Regions from separate parts of the Homo sapiens genome. Here region 1 is linked to region 2. Evidence: read pairs that join two places in POLR2A ChIA-PET (ENCODE). Cell type or tissue: PC-9. All regions are shown on one strand. Links, peaks and the distances in the headings refer to the core of each region. The heading gives the core; the rest is flanking DNA. Region 1 holds the start of LOC284912 (a long non-coding RNA gene). Region 2 overlaps RBFOX2 (RNA binding fox-1 homolog 2).

What was found. ChIA-PET counts read pairs that join two places held together with the same protein. Peaks named below come from ENCODE experiments on the same cell type or tissue, not always from the same donor. Only the 100,000 strongest peaks of a DNase experiment are listed, where the experiment ranks them.
Region 1: POLR2A ChIA-PET joins it to region 2 with 15 read pairs; 3 of 35 experiments call an interaction of 5 or more read pairs at or near these places.

The regions. Positions count from the first base shown.
Region 1 is chr22:35,634,433-35,644,634 of GRCh38, forward strand. LOC284912 (a long non-coding RNA gene) reads right to left here and starts at 3,502. Exons shown (of 4, transcript XR_001755514.1): 1 at 3,434-3,502; 2 at 2,515-2,776. RefSeq lists enhancers at 3,670-4,171, 4,172-4,671. In PC-9, for the core only: no CTCF peak of the experiment used is centred there; no DNase peak of the experiment used is centred there.
Region 2 is chr22:35,787,054-35,797,255 of GRCh38, forward strand. The region is part of intron 3 of RBFOX2 (RNA binding fox-1 homolog 2); the gene reads right to left. Among named protein-coding and RNA genes, the nearest start is that of APOL5, 74 kb to the left of the region's middle. In PC-9, for the core only: no CTCF peak of the experiment used is centred there; a DNase peak (open chromatin) is centred at 5,628; H3K27ac peaks cover 730 bases.

The sequences.
Region 1 (10,202 bases), core at 2,995-6,994, 150 kb before region 2:
GTGGCCCCTGGCCTGAAGAACCAAATCAAACAGAGACAGGGGACAGCCAAGAGGTTCAGCAAGATGGAGCCCTGATGATTTTTTCTAAATCACAGGACCCAGCTCTACCTAAAGCCAACTGCACTCTGGACCTTCCTGCTAAATCATTCGTTCATTCAACAAATAGCTATTGAAGCCAGGCGCAGTGGCTCACACCTGCAATCCTAGCACTTTGGAACGGCGAGGTGGGTGGATCACTTGAGGTCAGGAGTTCGAGAGCAGCCTGGCCAACATGGTGAAACCCCGTCTCTACTAAAAATACAAAAATTAGCTGGAAATCGCTTAAACCCGGGAGGCAGAGGTTGCAGTGAGCCGAGATCATGCCATTGCACTCCAGCCTGGGCAACAGAGCGAGACTCCATCTCAAAAAGACAAACCAAAACAAATAGCTATTGAATGACTACTACATTCATCAGAAATCTCTGGAGAAACAGAACCAATAGGAGAGTTAGGTAGATCGATTTATTATAAGGAATGGCTCACGTGATTGTGGGCTGAGAAGTTCCATAGCCTGCCATTTGCAAGCTGGAGACCCAGGAAAGTCAGTGTTATAATTCAGCCAGAGTCTGAAGGTCTGAGTATCCTGGGAGTAGATGGGGTAAAGCCCAGTCTGAGGACAGAAGACAAATGTTCCAGCTCAGGCAGTGAGGCAGAGAGCAAATTCCCCTTCCTCCACCCTTTTGTGTGATTCAGGTCCTCAGTGATTGGATGATACCTGCTCACGTGGTGGAGACCATCTGCTTTACTCAGTCTACTAATGCAAATGCTAATCTCTTCCAGAAACCTCCTCACAGACACAGCCAGAAATAATGTCCAACAAAATATGTGGGCATCCCAAAGCCCAGTCAAGTTGACACATAAAGTTAAATACCACACCTACTGTGTGCAAGGCACAGTCCTAAATAGTAAAAATACAGCAGTTAAAAAAAAAGTCAAAGATCCAACCAAATGGAGCTTACACAATAGTACGAGGGGATGGATAGAAACACAATAAATAAGATAAATAATAAAAATAGAAAGCATGTTAGATGATAAATCCTATGGAGAAAAATAAAGCAATAAAGTAGAGAAGAAGCATAGAGAATGTTGAGCAGAGAGTGGGAGATTCTTTTTTTTGAGACAGAGTGAAACTCTGTCTCAAAAATGGAATCTCACTCTGTCGCCCAGGCGGGGGTGCAGTGGCATGATCTCGGCTCGCTGCAACCTCTGCATCCTGGGTTCAAGCAATTCTCCTGCCTCAGCCTCCTGATTAGCTAGGACTACAGGCATGCACCACCCCACCTAATTTTTGTATTTTTAGTAGAGATGGGGTTTTGCCATGTTCCCAGGCTGGTCTCAAACTCCTGGCCTCACGTAATCCACCTGCCTTGACCTCCCAAAGTGCTGGGATTACAGGCGTGAGCCCCCACACCCGGCCCTTACTTTTTATTTATTTATTGGAGACAGAATCTCACTCTGTCACCCAGGCTGAATTGTTCAGCAGCACAATCTCTGCTCACTGCAGCCTCAGCCTCCTGGGCTTCAGCAATTTTCCCACCCCAGCCTCCCAAGTAGCTGGGACCACAGGCACATGCCACCATGCCCAGCTAATTTTTGTATTTTTTATAGAGACAGGGTTTCACCATGTTGCCCAGGCTGATTTTTAATTCCTGTGTTCAAGTAATCCAGCTGCCTCAGACTTCTCAAAGCGCTAAGATTACAGGAGTGAGCCACTGCGTCTGGCTTAAAATGTACTTTAAAATTTAATTTAAATGTATTTGATAAAGATTTGATAAAGATTCAGTGAGATAAAGGAAATATTTGATAAAGATTCAAAGAGATAAAGGAGAGAACTACAGAAATACCTTGCGGGGTGGGGGGAAAGCATTTCAACAGAGGGAATAGCAAATATAAAGAAAGGCCCTGACGTAAAAGTATGTCTTACTTATTCAAGGTACAGTCACATTCCATGAGCCAAAAGTGATTTCTGTCACTTGCAATCAAAACATTCCTACCAGCCGGGCATGGTGGCTCATGCCTGTAATCCCAGCACTTTGAGAGGCTGAGGCCGGCAGATGTCCTGAGGTTGGGAGTTCGAGACCAGCCTGACCAACATGGAGAAACCTCATCGCTACTAAAAATACAAAATTAGCCAGGTGTGTGGCGCATGCCTGTAATCCCACCTACTCAGGAAGCTGAGGCAGGAGAATTGCTTGAACCCAGGAGGCAGAGGTTGCAGCGAGCCGAGATCGCACCATTGCACTCCAGCCTGGGCAACAAGAGCGAAACTCCATCTCAAAAAAACACAAAACAACAAAAACAACAAAAACATTCCTACTAATATAGTTTCCCTGATCACCCCTCAAGAAGCAGACCCTCTTCCCTCCCTCCCAGCTGCCTGCTATCTGTGCCCCTGGCCACATTTACTATCAGTGCTTCACACAGCTGCCTTTATTTCAAATCATTTGTTATTGAGAAACATCATTAAACACCTACTATGTGCAGCATGCATGCTCACAGCCTGACATCGATACTGTCTCCCATTTATGAGTGCCATCAGGAAAGTTCAGAAAGGCTCATTTTTCCCAGGGCCACAGTCCCAGCAAAGGGCAGAGTTGGGATGCAAACCCAGGCTTGTCCAAGCCCAAAACCCACATTTGCAGACTTGGCATCCCAGCTCCATCTCAAGTTGAAGACACTGGGCATATGTTCTGGAAGAATGTCAACTTCTCCTTTGGAACTCAGGTGCAATTCAAGCCTGTAAGGAAAGCAATGCTTTCAATAACAAAGCTTCGGCCAAACAGTACAGCAATCGCTTTACACACAGCAGCTCATTTCATTTCATAAAGCCCTTGTAAGGCAAGGTTTGCTATGTGCATTTTCAGGTGAAGAAACGGAGGCTCTGATGACCCTGCTGCAACCTCACCTGACTGGTCTGTGCGGCTCCTTGTTCCCACGGGTTCTTAATCCCCTCCTCTGAGTCCTGCAAAGCACTTTGCATGGGGCTAGGCTTTGCTCTCAGCAGCCCTTGCTCTCACCAGAGCACCCCCCGAGCTGAAATCCCTGAAGCCCAGAAGCCCCTCTGCAGAGCCAATGCAGTCCCTAGAAAAGATGCTGGCTCAGATGGAATCTTAACCCTGGCTCCCTGTCCCAGTGGGAGATCTGAGCTTCCTGGGGGTGGCCCTGTCAGAGCTGACATCCCACCCACCCTGCTCTGTCCCCTGCAGTTCCTGAGGGGCTCATCCTTCCCTATGTTTGAGTTTCCATCCTCCCACCCCACCCTAAGGCAGCCAGGCCACTCCCCGAGACTGGGAGCCCACTCCAGCCTGGGAAGCCTGGGTTTAGGTGCAGAAGGTGCGTCAAGCTGGAGCTGGAAATGCAGTGATCTTGTGCAGGCTTTGGCTTCTCCACTCACTTGTGAGCCTCAGGGTGGGGGCCAAGTTCAGTCTCTTAGTTGCTCCTCTACCCAACAGGAGGCTTCCTGACCTCATCAATGCTCTCAGAGACAGTGCATTAGTTTACCAGGGCCGCTGTAACAAACGACCACAGCTTCGTGACTTAGAACAATAGAGATTTATTCTCTCATAAGTGTGGTGGCCGAAAGCCTGAAATCAAGGTATAGCAGGGTTGGCCCTGCTGGAGGCTCTGAGACAGAATGTGCTCCATTCCTCCTTTAGTGTTTGGTGGCTGCTGACAATTCTTGGCTTGCAGCTGCGTCATTTCAGGCTCTGCCCCCATCTTCACATGGCCCTCCTCCCTGTGTGTCTCTGTGTGCTCTCCTTTTCTGTCTCTTTTAAGGACATTTTCATTGGATTTGTTCTTAAATCAGGGATGATTCCATCTCAAGATCCTTAATTACATCGGCAAAGACCCTGTTTCCAAGTAAACTCACATTCACAGGTGAAGGGGATTAGGACTTGGACATCACGTTTTGGGGTCACTCTTCAACCCACTGTAAATGGGAAAACGCAGGCTCAGAGCAGAATGGATTTGCTCAGGAGCCACGGTACATTTGGGCAGCCGAAGGACTGCCCTGCTCTCCCGACGCTGGACCAGTGCTCTGCCTCCAGCCCCGCACTGCCCCGGGTTTCCAAGACTCTCTGGGAATGTGTTCAGTGAAAAAAACATCTGGAGACTGTCTGTGCTCAAGAGTAACTGGGAATGTCATCATGGGAGGGAGTTTCCTTTCCCGGATGGCTCGGTGCCTGGGGCCCTGGCTGGCGTGCAGGCCTCACTCTGGTGAATAGGCCATGTCACACCCTGATCACAGAGTCGCTGCTCTCGTCCACTGCTCTGCAGAGGCCAGAGTCAGCCCCAGACGCAATGAGAATGGTGAGAGGACTGAGGTCCCCCTGCTCTCTGGGTCACTTTCTTCTCGGGAGATGCTTCCTGCTCTCTTTGGTGAGAACAAGAGAACACTGCACAAAATTTAAACTGATTAATTCTGACTCTAAATCCTTGGCTCTTAGAGACTTCACGGCAGTATGGTTAGGATTCTGGCCTCGGAACCCAGTCTGCCTGGGCTCAGGCCCCAGCTCCGACATTTGCTGAACATTTAGTCTTGGGCACAGTTTTCTTCTCCAAGCCTCACTCCTCTCATCGGTAAAACAGGACAATGGCAGACTGACCTTTTAGAGTTATTAAAAGGATTAACCAGCTGGGCACAGTGGCTCACACCTGTAATCCCAGCACTTTGGGAGGCTGAAGTGGGCAGATCACCTGAGGTTGGGAGTTCAAGACCAGCCTGACCAACATGGAGAAACGCCGTCTCTACTAAAAATACAAAATTAGCCAGGAGTGGTGGTGCATGCCTGTAATCCCAGCTACTGGGGAGGCTGAGGCCAGAGAATCGCTTGAACCCGGGAGGCGGAGGTTGCGGTGAGCCAAGATTGCACCATTGCACTCCAGCCTGGGCAATAAGAGCTAAACTCTGTCTCAAAAAATAAATAAATAAAATACATTTTTTAAAAAAATGATTAACCTGAGCACATATAGCAATGATCGCAGAGCCCATAGTAAGACCAGCAAAGATGGCTACTGCTATTGCACCATTCATTATGAGCCTGAGGTATAAATAAAGGCAAGCATCTCTGTAATCAAGTTCATAGGACTCCCAGCCCTCAGCTTATCCTTGCTAGAAGATTCTCTCTTCTCCCCAGCCATCACGCCAGCGCCATTCAGTCCCAGGGCTTTGCTTTTCTGTGCAAATCAGAATTCATGTCCACACCTTAGGGAATGACTACAGACCATGTCAATATTGGTTTGAAGAACTTCTAAGAGGTGGGGAGGGATAGCATTAGGAGATATACCTAATGTTAAATGATGAGTCAATGGGTGCAGCATACCAACATGGCACATGTATACATATGTAACAAACCTGCACATTGTGCACCTGTACCCTAAAACTTAAAGTATAATAATAATAAAAAAAAAAAGAACTTCTAAGAGAAAGAGGTGGAGAGATCAGCTCATCTGATGTCGTCATCTGCATTCAGTGCTGGTCCGCAATGGGAAACAAAAGAGGTATGTTCTTGCCCTAATAAAATAACCTAAGATTAGCCCATAACACCTATCGCCAAGGACAGATGCCTGTTAGGCCCCTTCTTGTCATGTGTGCTCCCCTCTCCATGGCGCTCTGAGCACAGGTCAGTGGTACAGATCTTTGGGGGACAAGCTGCTTGTAGGGGCTATAGGAGCCTTGTCCATCTCAGCATCGATGCAAGACTCCTGCTCTGGTCATCTACAGGGAAGGAGCGAGGGGACTTATTCCCTCTTTTTTTTTTGTCTTTTCTTTTTTTTTTTTTTTGGAGACGGAGTCTCACTCTGTCGCCCAGGCTGGAGTACAGTGGCACGATCTCAGCTCACTGCAACCTCCGCCTCTCGGGTTCAAGCAATTCTCCTGCCTCAGACTCCTGAGTAGCTGGGATTACAGGTGCCCACCACCACCCCCGGCTAATTTTTGTATTTTTAGTAGAGACGGGGTTTCGCGATGTCGGCCAGGCTGGTCTCGAACTCCTGACCTCAGGTGATCTGCCCTCCTTGGCCTCCCAAAGTGCTGGGATTACAGGTGTGACCCACCGCACCCAGCCGACTTCTTCCCCCTTAATTCAGAAGACTTCCTGGCCTCTCTGCAAATTTGCCTTGTCCTTAGACAGTAACCCTTGAGCTCTGCACAGCACAAGATAAGATAGGAATTTGAGTAGTTCTGTGTCAAGTCAAATACTTGCCTTCTTTCCCATGGGATTTTGGAATCTAAGCTTTAAGAATTTTAGAGACTTAAAGAAAAATAATCTTCACCTTAAATGCAGAAACGTGTGGGACCTCCTGGCAGCCCAGATGTGGCTGTCACCAGGCACTGCCTTGAGCCTAACCCTAACCAGCCCTTCTTCAGGGCCACAGTAGAGTATCCAGGCCCACAGTCAGAAGGAGCTGGCAGCATCCCAGGGCCATAGGGAGACCATCCTGACTGGATGCCAGGCAGCAACAACCAAATAAAACCCCATTTGCTTTGTGGCTTCTGCCCTGGTCCCACAACTTGCCAGTGCTTTCTGGCCCATTTGGCCTCTTCCCGGCTCCACACCTCCTCCATTGTCAGATGCTATGGTTTGCCCTCTTGCCCCAAAAACTGCTTCTCCTAAGGACTGGAGCTTGTGTTCTGTCCTACCTGCTTTGCTCATGGAGGACTGCTCAGTTTAGCTGCCAAGCCCCACCCCTCCACAGGCCCCCACCCTCTCTGGGATTCTGGTGCATGCGATTTTCTCCAACTCATTATATTTGAACCAGACCTACTATGAGCTGTGAAATTTAGGTCCCTCGGAGTCAACAAAGGTTCACTGTGCTAGGTGCTAACTGCCAAGGAGAAAAGATGTAGGTCCTGCTCTGATGTCACCTAGCAATGGGTAGAGAGGTGGGAGAGCTTAAGCTCATTGCCACTGAAGCTAAGTCCCTTAGATAAGGCAGGGGGCCAGGATGAGAGTGAGGGAAGACACTGAGAGCAACAGGAGGCAGCCAAAGGACCAGGCAGATGGGGCAGGTCCTTGGTGAAACCCTACCTTCAAGCCAAAACACAGCCTGAAGGCTGAAAGACCAGACTTCTGGTCCTGGATGAAACCCTCAACCCAGAGTGAGAACATCTGTTCCTGTTTGCCCACCCTTTCCCGATTGATTCTTTCTGAATAATGCTTTGTAGCAGTGGAATGTTGCCTTTTCTAATACTACCTACAGCCTGCCCCTCCCCCATTCTAAGCCTATAAAAGACCAGACTCAGCCACAGTGGAGGAACTTTCCTGCCTTTGGATAGGGGGGCCACCCACGTGTCACCTCTCCACTGAAAGCTGTTTCATCACTCAATAAAACTCCCCACCTTGCTCACTCTTCAATTGTCAGTGTATCCTCACTCTTCTTGGGTGCAGGACAAGAACTCGGGAACTGGTACACAAGCCAGACTCAACCACGGTGGGCCGACTGAGCAGGCCATCTCATGCAGCAGGTAGCATGGCCAAGAGAGGCCCAGGTGGGGCATTGCCGGCCAGAGGTCCCCGGCTTGCAAAGTGACCAAGAAAAAATCCTGTGTCAAAACCAATGTATATTTTTTGTGATTGGCCTTCTTGGGATGCAAGGGGCAGTCTGAAAAAACAATCCACAGGGCTGGGGAGCAAATAAGACTTGGATACAAAGCGACAGAGATGCAAAATACTCTTTGAATCATAGCATCTCAGCAAGAATCACAGAATGGTAGATTCTAAGGGTCATAGGATCACAGCCAAGAAAAGGACCTTGACTTATCCAGGGAGATCCCCTTGTTTTGCAGATGTGAAAATGGAGGCTTAGAGAGGGAGGGGCCCTGGTGTTTCAAGGGGAGCCTGCCCTGTCCCACACTCATTCCTGAAGGCTGAGGCTCCTCCTGCTGGAAGACACTCCCTTCTGGAGCATCATGAGGTCACAGGGGATCCCTGGCTAGCCAGCCAGAGCCCAGCTGCCCACACTTGCAGGGGAAACAGCATGTCCATAGCCACAGTGGGAGCAGAACTAGGTCTGCTGCTCCTCAGTGGCCTGGTGGACTTTCATCCCTGGCCACAGCAAGGCTTCCTGGAGCCACAGATTCAGATGGCCTGTGGACTTTCATCCTTGGCCACAGTGAGGCTTCCTGGAGCATGTCCAGCAGTTCCCTATGTACAGACACAAAGCCTCTGGGGGAGATAACACCATCTTCAGCCCAGCAAAGAGGGAGTCCCGATGGTCGTGGAGGGCAATTGCCAGAGGGGCCCATTCTCTGTGATGCATGTGGAGTGATGGGAAGCCCAAGCCTAGAGAGGTTATAGGAAATCCTAACATGGATTCTTCTAGCTGGAGCAGAGTGGCTGCTAAGCCAGGGTACTCAGGGCACCCAGAGGCTCCCACCTTGGAAGACCAGCTGCCAGGAACATGCCACTTCACAAAACGCTATCGGGGGTCTCTGGGCCACATCAGAGGTAGCCAGCCCTTTAATACCTGACACCCCCTCCCCCAGAGAGGGCATTCGCCAGCTGACTCCTACAGAAGAGCACCCCTTTTATTGGGTACCCTTTTTACCTCCCTCCAACCTCATGGCTCAGTGAGGACTTTCTGGATACTAGAATACTGCTTTTGTTATCGGAGAGGTAATGTAACCTGGACTGAGGGATCAGAGAACCAAATAACCCCAGCCACAGAGACCAGTGGGATATGGAACACAGGTTAACCTAGAGAGACCTTTCCAAAGAATTTTCTTACTGGATCTGGTGGGGAAAATGCTCTTGCATCTCCAATCCAGGAACTAGAAGGACATGAATTGTAATAGACTTGAAATTCTCTTCTTTCTGTTATGGAAAAAGCCCACCTGTAGTGGGACAGAATGAGGCTGGAAGAGAGAGAGAGAAAGAGAGAGAGAGACAGCGAGAGAGCTACAGTGGGGCTCCTGGTCCCTGAACCTGGAGCTGCCTGAAACCTTCTGGGTTTTCCTTTGATTCTGTGAACAGGTCAGTAGCTCTCGAGCATTCTATCTGTGACCCATTTCACAGTGCAATCCATAACACACACACACACACACACACACACGTAAGTGTGTGCATCATCACTATATGGACATAATTTCCATGAAACACTACTTATACCCTTATTATGTATGATATACTCTGATATTTTTTACTTTATCTCATTTCATTTTCTTTCTTTCTGTCTGTCTTTTTTTTTTTTTTTGAGATGGTCTGTCTCCCAGGCTGGAGTGCAGTGGCACAATCTCGATCACAGCTCACTGCAGGCTCAACCTCCTGGGCTCAAGTGATCCTCCCACCTCAGCACCCCCCATCCCCCATCCCCTCAACACACACACCAGTCTCTAGGACCATAGGCGCACCACCACACCCGGCTAATTTTTGCATTTTTTTGTGGAGACAAGGTTTCACCATGTTACCCAAACTGGTCTGACTCCTAGGCTCAGGCAATCCTCCAGCCTCAGCCTCCTAAAATGCTGGGATTACAGGCATGAGCCACCATGTCCAACCTCATTTCCCTTTATTATTTCTTGAGACCCACTAAGCTGATTTCATGACACTGTAAATTGTGACTTGCAGTATAAGAACAACCAAGCTGGATAAATGGCTTCCTTGTTTTTGCTTACACTGCTCCAAGATGATGTGTCACTTGCAACCTGCTAACCAAAATGCCAACTAACCTTGCCTCTTGCACAACCTGTACCTCCTGTTCCAGCCCCTGCCCACCTCCACCCCACCCCTGGCCAGGCTACCACAAGGAGAGCAGTTTGCAAACTCACTGATCATTCAGCCACAGAGCAGAGATGTGGACTTCTGTGATGTGTTTTAGTGCAAAGAACTGGAGGTAGACACATTTGGGTTCTACGCCTAACCCTAGTCATGTCAGACACTGTGATCTTGGATGAGGTCCTTGGACCCATGAACATCAGTCTTGGCAGCTATATATTGGGCTTGTGCTCCCTGCTTCATAGAAGGAGCATATGGATAAAATGCGATGATGAGTGAAATATTCCGAGCACGTGCTCCACATGTAACATTCTGCACATGGAAGTTCCCATCCCTCCAACCCAGGATGCCAGACATCTTCATTTTTAATCCAGGGTAGAAAGAAAGAGACATCCCCTCTCTCGCTCTCTCAGATCTCTCATGAAAGATGAATCCTTGGGGCTGGGC
Region 2 (10,202 bases), core at 3,298-7,297:
TTTTGAGTAAGGGTCTCCCTCTGTCGCCCAGGCTGGAGTGCAGTGTGGCAATCTCAGCTCGCTGCAACCTCCACCTTCTGGGTTCAACTGATCCTCCTGCCTTAGCCTCCCAAATAGCTGGGACTACAGGTGCGAGCCACTACACATGACTAATTTTTATATTTTTTGTAGAAATGGGGTTTTGCCATGTTGCCAGGCTGGTTTGAACTCCTGAGCTCAAGCGATCTGCCTGCCTCAGCCTCCCAAAGTGCTAGAATTATAGGCATGAGCCACTGTGCCTGGCTAGGTTCTATACCTTGAGGAAAGAGAAATAGGTCAGGCTATGCAGAGAAAGGGAAAGGAAAGGGAGAGAAAAGAAAACCAGCAAAGGGATGCTGACATTTAATTAGGAAAAAAGCCAAAGAACTACTAAACTGATACAGGGACTTAAAAGTGGTTTTCTGTACAGAGTAGAAATAGGAATAGAAAATATTGGTCATACTATATTAACGTACTTAAATGAGATCTTATCTCACAACTGGGACATTCTCACTTTAAATTTATCCCAATACAGACTACTAATTGCTGAAATATATAAATCAGAGAGAAAAAGGGAAATAAAAGTTTTTAAGTCTTATCTTTGTGAAAAGTGGACAGTTAAAATTGATCTAAGAAAAATCTCAGTCTACAACAGCACTGGTCTGCATTATTTTCTCTTGCTAGCTGCTGAGCACCTTTACTGACCATATAAACAACTTTCCAAGGTTGTGGTTTTCCCTTTTGTGGTCATTATCCGACCTAACGTATCCACTGGGCAAGGCATAAAACAGAAGAGGCTGGATGGAGTCCGTTCACCGACAGTTTAGAGTGAGGACTAGCGGCAGTGCTGGCCTGATGCAATCATATGGCTAAAACCTATACATCTACCCTTCAAACAACTCATCTTCCCTGGTGCAGCTGAGCTAGCCATCAACACTGCACAGGAGGTCGGCACCAATTACACTTAATAGCAAACTAGAATTTTAAGTCTCAGAATCTCATCCTAGAAATGAGGACTACAAATGTTTTCTTTTTTTGATGACTTCAAATTTTTAAAATACTTCTAACTAGGAAATTGATTGATTTTTCTGACTCTTCTATGATACAATGGAAATATTTTAACTATACATTGTCAACAAATGTTCTGTCATAATCTAAAGGGAATTCTGAGTGACACAAGATTAAGTATAACTTTCCAAGTCTATCAGATTAAGATTAAACACATACGACTCTGATATAGATACTAAGGAATCTCTTAATGAATTCAGAAATATTTTGATTTATGGATTATCCACTTTCTTCAATATTTATTTTTCCTCTTCCCCCCCGTCCCCCAATAGAAGTCTTCATTTCTTATTTTCATCTCTTTGAGGCTAACAGAGAAAAAAAGCAAAATAGGAAATTCAGTTTAGCACAGTAAATTTTTTGAGAATCTGATTCATGGCTGAAAATATCTATTTAACCATCCCAGTTTAATGATAGTTTGGCTGGTCACAGAATTATAGGTTGGAAAAAAAAATCCCTTCAGAATTTTGAAGATAACTCTCAATTGTCTTCTAGCTTTTAGCCTTGCTGCTGAGAAATCTGAAGGCATGATTCCCATCTCCTTGTATGTGACTTTTTTCTTCTCTCTTGCAGCTTGTAGGACTATCCAAATACACCTGATGTTCTAAAACAGTGTCCATAGTTATATGCCTCAGTGTGGACTTGTTTCATTTTCACCTACTTTGTGGAGAATTCTGTGGTCTCTTTCAAGATGAAAATTAATGTCCTCAGTCCTGGAAGTTTTCTTGTGTTATCGGGTGATGATTCTCACGCTACACATTTTCTTTCGGGAAGCTGTATTATTGGATCTTCTGGACCGGTCCTCTAATTTTCACATCTCTTCTCTTGTATTTCCCATCTCTGCCTTTTTGCTCCATTTTTCTGGGATATAGGTCCTTAATCTCTTATCTGAAACCTTTGCGGCCAAATGCTTATCAGAATTTTTAGAATTTTAGAAAGTTAATATAGAATATAACCCATAATGTAATACCCACCCCTCATCCCACCCACATACAATGAGATCTGAGACAGTGATATTTCTTTAGCAAAATCTATAAAGGATAGAAATAGGTTGTGTTGTAAACTTATGAAAAATATAATTTTCAGAACTTTTGGGATTTTGGAATTGTGGATAAGAGACCGTAGGCCAGGTAGAGCGGCTCACACCTGTAATCCCAGCACTTTGGGAGGCTGAGGTGGGTGGATCACCTGAGGTCACGAGTTCAAGACCAGCCTGGCCAGCATGGTGAAACCCTGTTTCTACTAAAAATAGAAAAATTAGTTGGGCGTGGTGGTGCGCGCCTGTAATCCCAGCTACCTGGGAGGCTGAAGCAGGAGAATTGCTTGAACCCAGGAGGCAGAGGTTGCAATGAGCTGAGATCGCACCATTGCACTCTAGCCTAGGCCACAGAGCAAGACTCCATCTCAAAAAAAAAGAAAAAGATGTAGACCTTTATTTTTTCAGTTTCATCTTCAAGTCAGCCAGATAAAGTTTTTCATTTTGTTGCCATGTTTTTAATTTCAAGGACTCATTTTCCTTTTCTGAAACTCAACCCCCATCCCCCAAACTAGCATTTCATTCCTGTTAATACAATTTCTTCTCTCTCTGAGCATATAAATGTAATTGTGGGGGAAAGGTCCTACTCCCTGTAACGTGGTGGTGGTGGTTGTTGTTTTGGTTTCTTTTTGTTATCTATCTTCCAAGTTGTGGGCTTTCCTGGTACCTAGTAATCATTGGTTGTCTATTCAGGACTTAAGAGTTGAGGGGGTAGGTGGCAGGTAGCTAAAAAATTTGGGAAGTCTGAGTGGGTGGAGTGGAGGCTTGGGGGACTTTGTGATTCCTTCATTCTAAGTTGTTAGGTAAGCAATTTGTTCTTTAAGTCTTCTTGAGCAAGTCAGGTTCTTCAAAAAAGTCTTCCAATCTTCTAACTGATGTCACCAGTTTCTGAACTTTTGAAATTTTTGTGGTGTAAGTAAAATTAATCTCATGTATTCAAAACTGGATCTAATAGTAACTATTTAATAAAATCTTATAGTACTGTGTGTACATGTTTTAATCAAGGCAGCAAAATAGGGCAACATAGCCTATGCTTGTTTTGAGCTGACATGTATATTCTAGGAAACATTGCTTGCTTTCAAAATAACTTTTATATTTCAAGTGAAGAAGGGCCTACGTTATAGTCATTCTCCAATGCAAACACAAAAGGTTAAGGGAGAATAAGCAGATGAAGTAGGAAATGAGATGTGGTTATCATCTAATGGCAAGTCCATAAATACAAAATTTTTTCCTTTTTCTGTTCTTTAGAGCCTAGAAGTACCTCAGATATAAGGTGAGGATTATTAAAATATTTGTGATAAGGAGACATGGCAACTAACTACAGTATGGGATTCAGAATAGAGAAAAAGACATTACTGGAAAAAATGAAATTTAAAATAAGGCCTATATTTTACCTAATAGCACTATATCAGTATTCAGTATTTCTTATTGCCTAGTTTCAAACATTCTACTATAGCTATGTAAGATGCTAACATTAGGGGAACTGGGTGAAGGGTATGCAGAAATCTTCTGCATATTTTTGCAAATTTACTGTGAATCTAAAATAATTTCATAATTAAAAGTTTTGGCTGGGTGCAATGGCTCACACCCAGGCTGGCTTTAATTCCAGCACTCTAGGAGGCCCAGGAGTTCGAGACCAGCCTGAACAACCCTGGTGAAACCCTATCTCTACAAAAAATACAAAAATTAGCCAGGAATGATGGCGTAAGCCTGTACTCCCAGCTACTTGGGAGGCTGAGGTGGGAGGATCAATTGAGCATGAGAGGTCAAGGCTGCAGTGAGCTATGATCATATCACTGCACTCCTGCCTGGGCGACAAGGCAAGACCCTGTCTCAAAACAAAAAACAAACACACACACACACAAAAAAAGCAAGCAAGGAAACAAGCAAGCTAGAAAAAAAATTACAAGTTTTAAAAAAGAAAAAAGTAGGCCTGGCGCAGTGGCTCATGCCTGTAATCCTAGCACTTTGGGAGGCCGAGGTGGGTGGATTACCTGAGGTCAAGAGTTCGAGACCAGCCTGGCCAACATGGTGAAACCTCGTCTCCACTAAAAATACAAAAATTAGCCAGGCGTGGTGGCGGGTGCTTGTAATCCCAGCTACTTGGGAGACTGAGGCAGGAGAATCACTTGAACCCAGGAGATGGAGGTTGCAGTGAGCCGAGATCGCACCATTGCACTCCAGCCTGGGCAACAGAGCAAAAACTCTGTCTCAAAAAAAAAAAAAAGAAGAAAATATTTTAGGATGTCAGGTTCTAAACCCTTAAATATTAAAACACTAAAAATGTTTAACTGGTTTAATGATTATATACAGGCACGAGTGTAAACAAATATTTATGTTTTGTATTCAAAATGTGATTGGAACTCTTATGAAACTTAGAAAGAGACTGAAAGTACATTCATTTCAAATTATTGGTTTGATGAAGAAAAAAACCCACATTTAAATCTAACATTACTATTAATCCATTTCACAATTAGAAACAGTTTAACTTGTAACTCTCATTATTTTACATACAAAAAACCAATCATATAAAGCTTCATCTCCTACTGCACTCTCTCTGAAGACATTACAGTTTTAAGAACAAAAATATCAATCACTCCTGGTTGGGCTCCATTTATTTCGAATGGGAGGGGGTGGTGATCTTCAGATAAGGTATGTAAATGAATACTTTCCATAGACTCAAATAGGTAATTTTCACAGTATTATGAAGTCAACATTTAGTGTAAGGGACATAGTTCTGAAAAATGTGTCATTCAAGAATAAGCCTATCAAAGGTCAGTAGATATTTCTATTAACTGCTCAAAGTACATCTGCCATGTGAATTACCATGCAATTCAAATAGCTTTCAAATTAGGCAACTATTGCTGGGTGTGGAGGCTCACACCTGTAATCCCAGCACTTTAGGAGGCTGAGGCAGGTGGATCACTTGAGGTTAGGAGTTTGAGACCAGCCTGGCCAACATGGTGAAACTCTGTCTCTACTAAAAATACAAAAATTAGGTAGGCGTGGCAGTGGGCACCTGTAATCCCAGCTACTTGGGAAGCTTTGGCACGAGAATTGCTTGAACCGGGAGGTGGAGGTTGCAGTGAGCCGAGATTATGCCACTGCAGTCCAGCCTGGGTGACAGAATGAAACTCCGTCTCAAAAAAAAAAAAAAAAAAAGAAAAGAAAAGAAAAGAAAAGAAAAGAAAAGAAAAAGAAAAAGAAATTAGGCAACTATTAACAAAATTTTCATTTGCAGAGATTCACACTGAATCAAAATTTGCACAAAAGTGAAACATTATTAACTTTTTATATCAGATTTCAAATCTAAATGATTTAAATTTGAATAAAATAAGATTATGACATATTTAATATTCAACGAATTGAAATGGAAACATCATAGCCTACTAAGTATTTGATATTCATTTTCTCATCTAATCTTGCAAACAACCGTAGGCGGAAGGAACTATTATCATCATTTTTACAGATAAGGAAAATGAGCATTGGAGTTCTAATTCTCTCATGGTTACACATTCAGTCAACAGAAGGAGCTGAGAGCTGAACCAGCGCAACCTGATTTACAGGCTCACACTCCCTAAACACAATATAGCCTTTTTAAAAAAATAAAAACACTTTAAAATTTTCAGTTTTTCCTTACAATATTTTACAAAGTTGGCCAGGATACTTTTCATTATGCCATTGCATAGTATCTCAAAAAACAAGAACTACAATCCATGTTAGAACATCAACCAGATTTGTTAGCACTTAAAGTACTTTTGTTTTAATTTTCTTGGAGACAGGGTCTCCCAATGTTGCCCAGGCTGGTCTCAAACTCCTGGGCTCAAGAGATTTACAGGCCTAAGCTTCCCAGGTTGCTGGGATTACAGGTGCATGCCACCATGCCTAGCTAAGCATTTTGAAAATGTTTCTAATGGGGCCGGGTGCAATGGCTCACGCCTGTAATCCCAGCACTTTGGGAGGCCAAGGCGGGTGGATCACCTGAGGTCAGGAGTTCGAGACCAGCCTGGCCAACGTGGTGAAACCCCATCTCTACTAAAAATAGAAAGAAATTAGCCAGGTGTGGTGGCAGGCGCCTGTAATTCCAGCTACTTGGAGGCTGAGGCAGGAGAATCGCTTGAACCCGGGGGGCAGAGATTGCAGTGAGCTGAAACCACGCCATCACACTCTAGCATGGGCAACAAGAATGAAACTCTGTCTCAAAAATAAATAAATCAATGAATAAAAATGTTTACGATGGAGTTCCTGATGGGTTAAAACTTGGTGGAATTAGATCATATGCATTCCTTCTCACAGAGTACAAACGCAATAACATGATAAAATATTTTTCAAAAAAGTAAAATCTTAGCCCACATGCTTAGCTACTGAAAAATCAATGTACTTCATGGTGCTAAAATAATATATAAGACAATTATAATCAATTGAATATAAAATTATTTTATCAAATATCACCACCAAAACAATTTTTTAGACACAGAAAAGTGAATTTACATTTACTTAGAGCAACTCCCTATTTAAGAATAATTACTTTTAGATTTATTTTAAAGAGAAATGCTTAAACATTTCTTCTGTGCATTTGAACACTGTTATGACAAGCTGAATTCTGAGAGTCTAATCCTGTTTGGGCATTCAAATGTAAGCTAACTTTTTTTAATAAACGAGTAATTCCATTTCTTCTGAAAATATGTGATTCCATTTTCTCAGAGTGTCAAAGTGCCACAAAAAGGAATTATGAAAGGCATCATTTGTATATGTAACATGATCATGTACTGATTATCAGTGTCACGCTGTGAAACAAAAACCACAGCAAGTCATTTTTTTAAACAGGAGTAAGAATTGTATAAAATTATATGTAACATATAAATAGTGACATGCACACAGAATATCACCTCAATTTTTTAAAACTTTATACCTGAGTGATTATTTTAACGTTCATTTAGAATGAAAGAAATTTGTTAGTATGCTCAAGCTAGAGTCCTAGGTTAAAAGTTGAAGAGTAAGTAGAAGCTAAGATGGTTAAGACTCTCTATGGATGTCTTTTTTTTTTTAAATCACCATTTGCATGGAGAAGCAGGAAAAAAGCACTTGACTGACAGCAGACTTCCTAAGGCCCAGCTCTGTAACCAGCTAGCTGTAACTTGCTCAAATCACTTAACACCACTGACCTCAGCTGTAAAAGAAGATGCTTTTAAAAATGCTTTTTAGGCCGTGCGCGGTGGCTCACACCTGTAATCCCAGCACTTTGGGAGGCTGAGGCAGGTGGATCACAAGGTCAGGAGATCGGGACCATCCTGGCTAACATGGTGAAACCCAGTCTCTACTAAAAATACAAAAAATTAGCCAGGCGTGGTGGTGGGCACCTGTGGTCCCAGCTACTCAGGAGGCTGAGGCAAGAGAATGGCGTGAACCCGGGAGGCGGAACTTACAGTGAGCCGAGATCACGCCACTGCACTCCAGCCTGGGTAACAGAGTAAGACTCTGTCTCAAAAAAAAAAAAAAGTTTTTTAGCTTTAAACTTCATCAGTTCTGATCAGAGTTTACTCATTTTCAAGAGGTAGTATAAAGTATTTATGAAAAATGTAAACAGGTTAAAAAAATTGCCCCTAAATAATCCTTACTACTTCATCATCCTTGCCCTAAGCTGTGAGAGCAGTAAGGGGCAGCGGAGCACAGCATTAACGCGCCTAGCAATTTTTTAGTTTAGTTTCCCTTGGGCATTAGGAGTAAGTAGGTAAGTAAATAAACCAAGGCATGCAAAGAGAAGAAGCAACAGTCATGGAGTTAGCAATATTAACATGTGCTGAAAGGATGTCTTGAGTCTTATATGATCCAAAGGGCAATTTTCTCTATTCAAAAATACCCATGCATAATTCTAAATTTGGTTTTCTGTGGCAACTCTCACATTCTCAAACCAGGTGATAGCTTCCTTATGGATCCAGCTTGGAAACTGCCAAACTACTCATAGACATCAAAATTTTGGAGCTAAAGGACAGATGTAATTATTTTTAAGGGTAAATTGATACAGGATATATATATTTTATGTAGGCTCAATGTACCCTGCCTTTTATTACTTTGAGGGAAAAATAAGAGCCACTCTTGGAAAAGTGGATGGCTGAATGAATAAATTCCTCCGTAGTCCAAGACCTCTACATCTAGCCTGGAAACAGAACATGCTAATGACACCTACACTGTGGGCTGAAGGTAATATAGCCCAACAATACATAGTATGATAGACTGTGGCCCCCCTTCTTCCCATTATGTTCTAGAAATACTCATTTGGGCAAATGATCCCACTGTTAAGGGCTATACCTTCTTGGCTACGTTTTAGTGCATCACTAATCTGCAAGGCACCTTCAACTGTTATCAGATAAAGAAGTCAATGGGCAATACCAATTGATAATAGAGAAGTGAAAGAAAAATTGGCTTAAACTCCAGAGAAGGGGTGTGTAGAAAAGCAAAAAAAAAAAAAAAAAAAAAAAAAATCCTCTGAGCATAATGGTCAACAGGGGCTTTCCAGTGAGGAGGGTTATAAAATCTACAGCTGACTAATATAGTAATAAAGTGGGCCACTCAGCTATTTGCTCAAATCTCTACTTTCAACTCACCAACAAATATTTCAAAGGATGCTTAGCTCTTTAGAGTATAAAATTCCAAATTCTTTGGCCTTGAATTCAAAGTCCTCTATAATTTAGCTTTATCAGCCTCTCTTATTGAGCATTATTGCTTCAGAAGAGAGCCTTCTGTTCCAACTAAAGATACTGTAAGCAAAACATCATGCTGTACAACAGTATAAATACATACAATCTTGTCAACTTAAAAAAACTTCTTAATTTTTATTTTTTAATGTTTAGCAATGGGGTCTTGCCTTGTTACCCAGGCTAGTCTCTAACTCCTGGACTCAAGTGATCCTCCCACCTCAGCCTCCCTAAGTGCTGAGATTACAGGTATGATCCACTGTGCCTGGCCTACAAAGAAAAGAATCTTCTATTTACATCCCCACCTCCATGTGGGAAACCCTTTTAACTCTTAAACATGACTGAGGATTCAGAGAGCTTTTTGTTTCTTTAGGTAATATCCATTGTTATTTATGGCATTAGAAATTGAAGCTGATAAATTTTTAAAGTATTTAAAAATTAATTTTAAATAATAAGCCAATTATGTGTTAATGTAAATAACATATTTTAAAGAAAATTAACTACATTTTCCAAAACGTAATAAATTTACTTAGAAGACTGGCACTCCTTTTAATGTATGGATTTACTATTACAGTATGTTATTTTAACTTAAGTATACAAAGAAAAATCTGGCCTCACAGATAGCTAGAAAAGGGAAAAGTATTTCAATAGCCTTCTCAGAAAACTGTGGAGTCTTCTTTGATAATACATCAAAACTTGACAAGTGGTACTTTCTTAAAAGTTAACTGCAATGTCGAATCTGAAACCTTATCAGTGAACTTTTCATATGTTATTACACTAAAATCCACTGGACAATCATGCACTTTGCATGAATCTTTTACTCATGATTTTGTAACATTAAACCTCAGTCATTATTTGTAAAATATCGGCTTACTGAGTTACGGAGCTCTTTCAAATGTGAGGACATTGCATTATACAAGACCACATTTGTTACTATCATCACGGATCTCATCAGAAAAAATCTTTAAGTACTGAGAAACTGTCGAGCTCATAGTGGAGGACACAAATTTTTCAAAATTCTAATTTCTACCAGGAGAGCTTACATTTTACCAATGGAAAAAAATAGTGTCAGTTTCTTCCCTTGAAGTGGCAGGCCCACTTCATTTTCAAGAAAATGGTGTATAATGTAAATACTTTCTTTCTTTTTCTTAGTTTGATGTAATTAGAATCATTTACTTAGGAGACATAGCATGTTATTGAGTCTTTCACTTAAATATAAGGTTTTCCTAACTGGATAATTAGGAAAATAAAATACATTTATTTCCCCTTATACACTCTTCAAACATAATTTAGAGCTACCTTCTTTTAAATCAAAATATCAGTCCTTAAATAATTTTTTGAAATACATATATAGGGGCAATAACTACTTAATAGTAACAACAAAACTA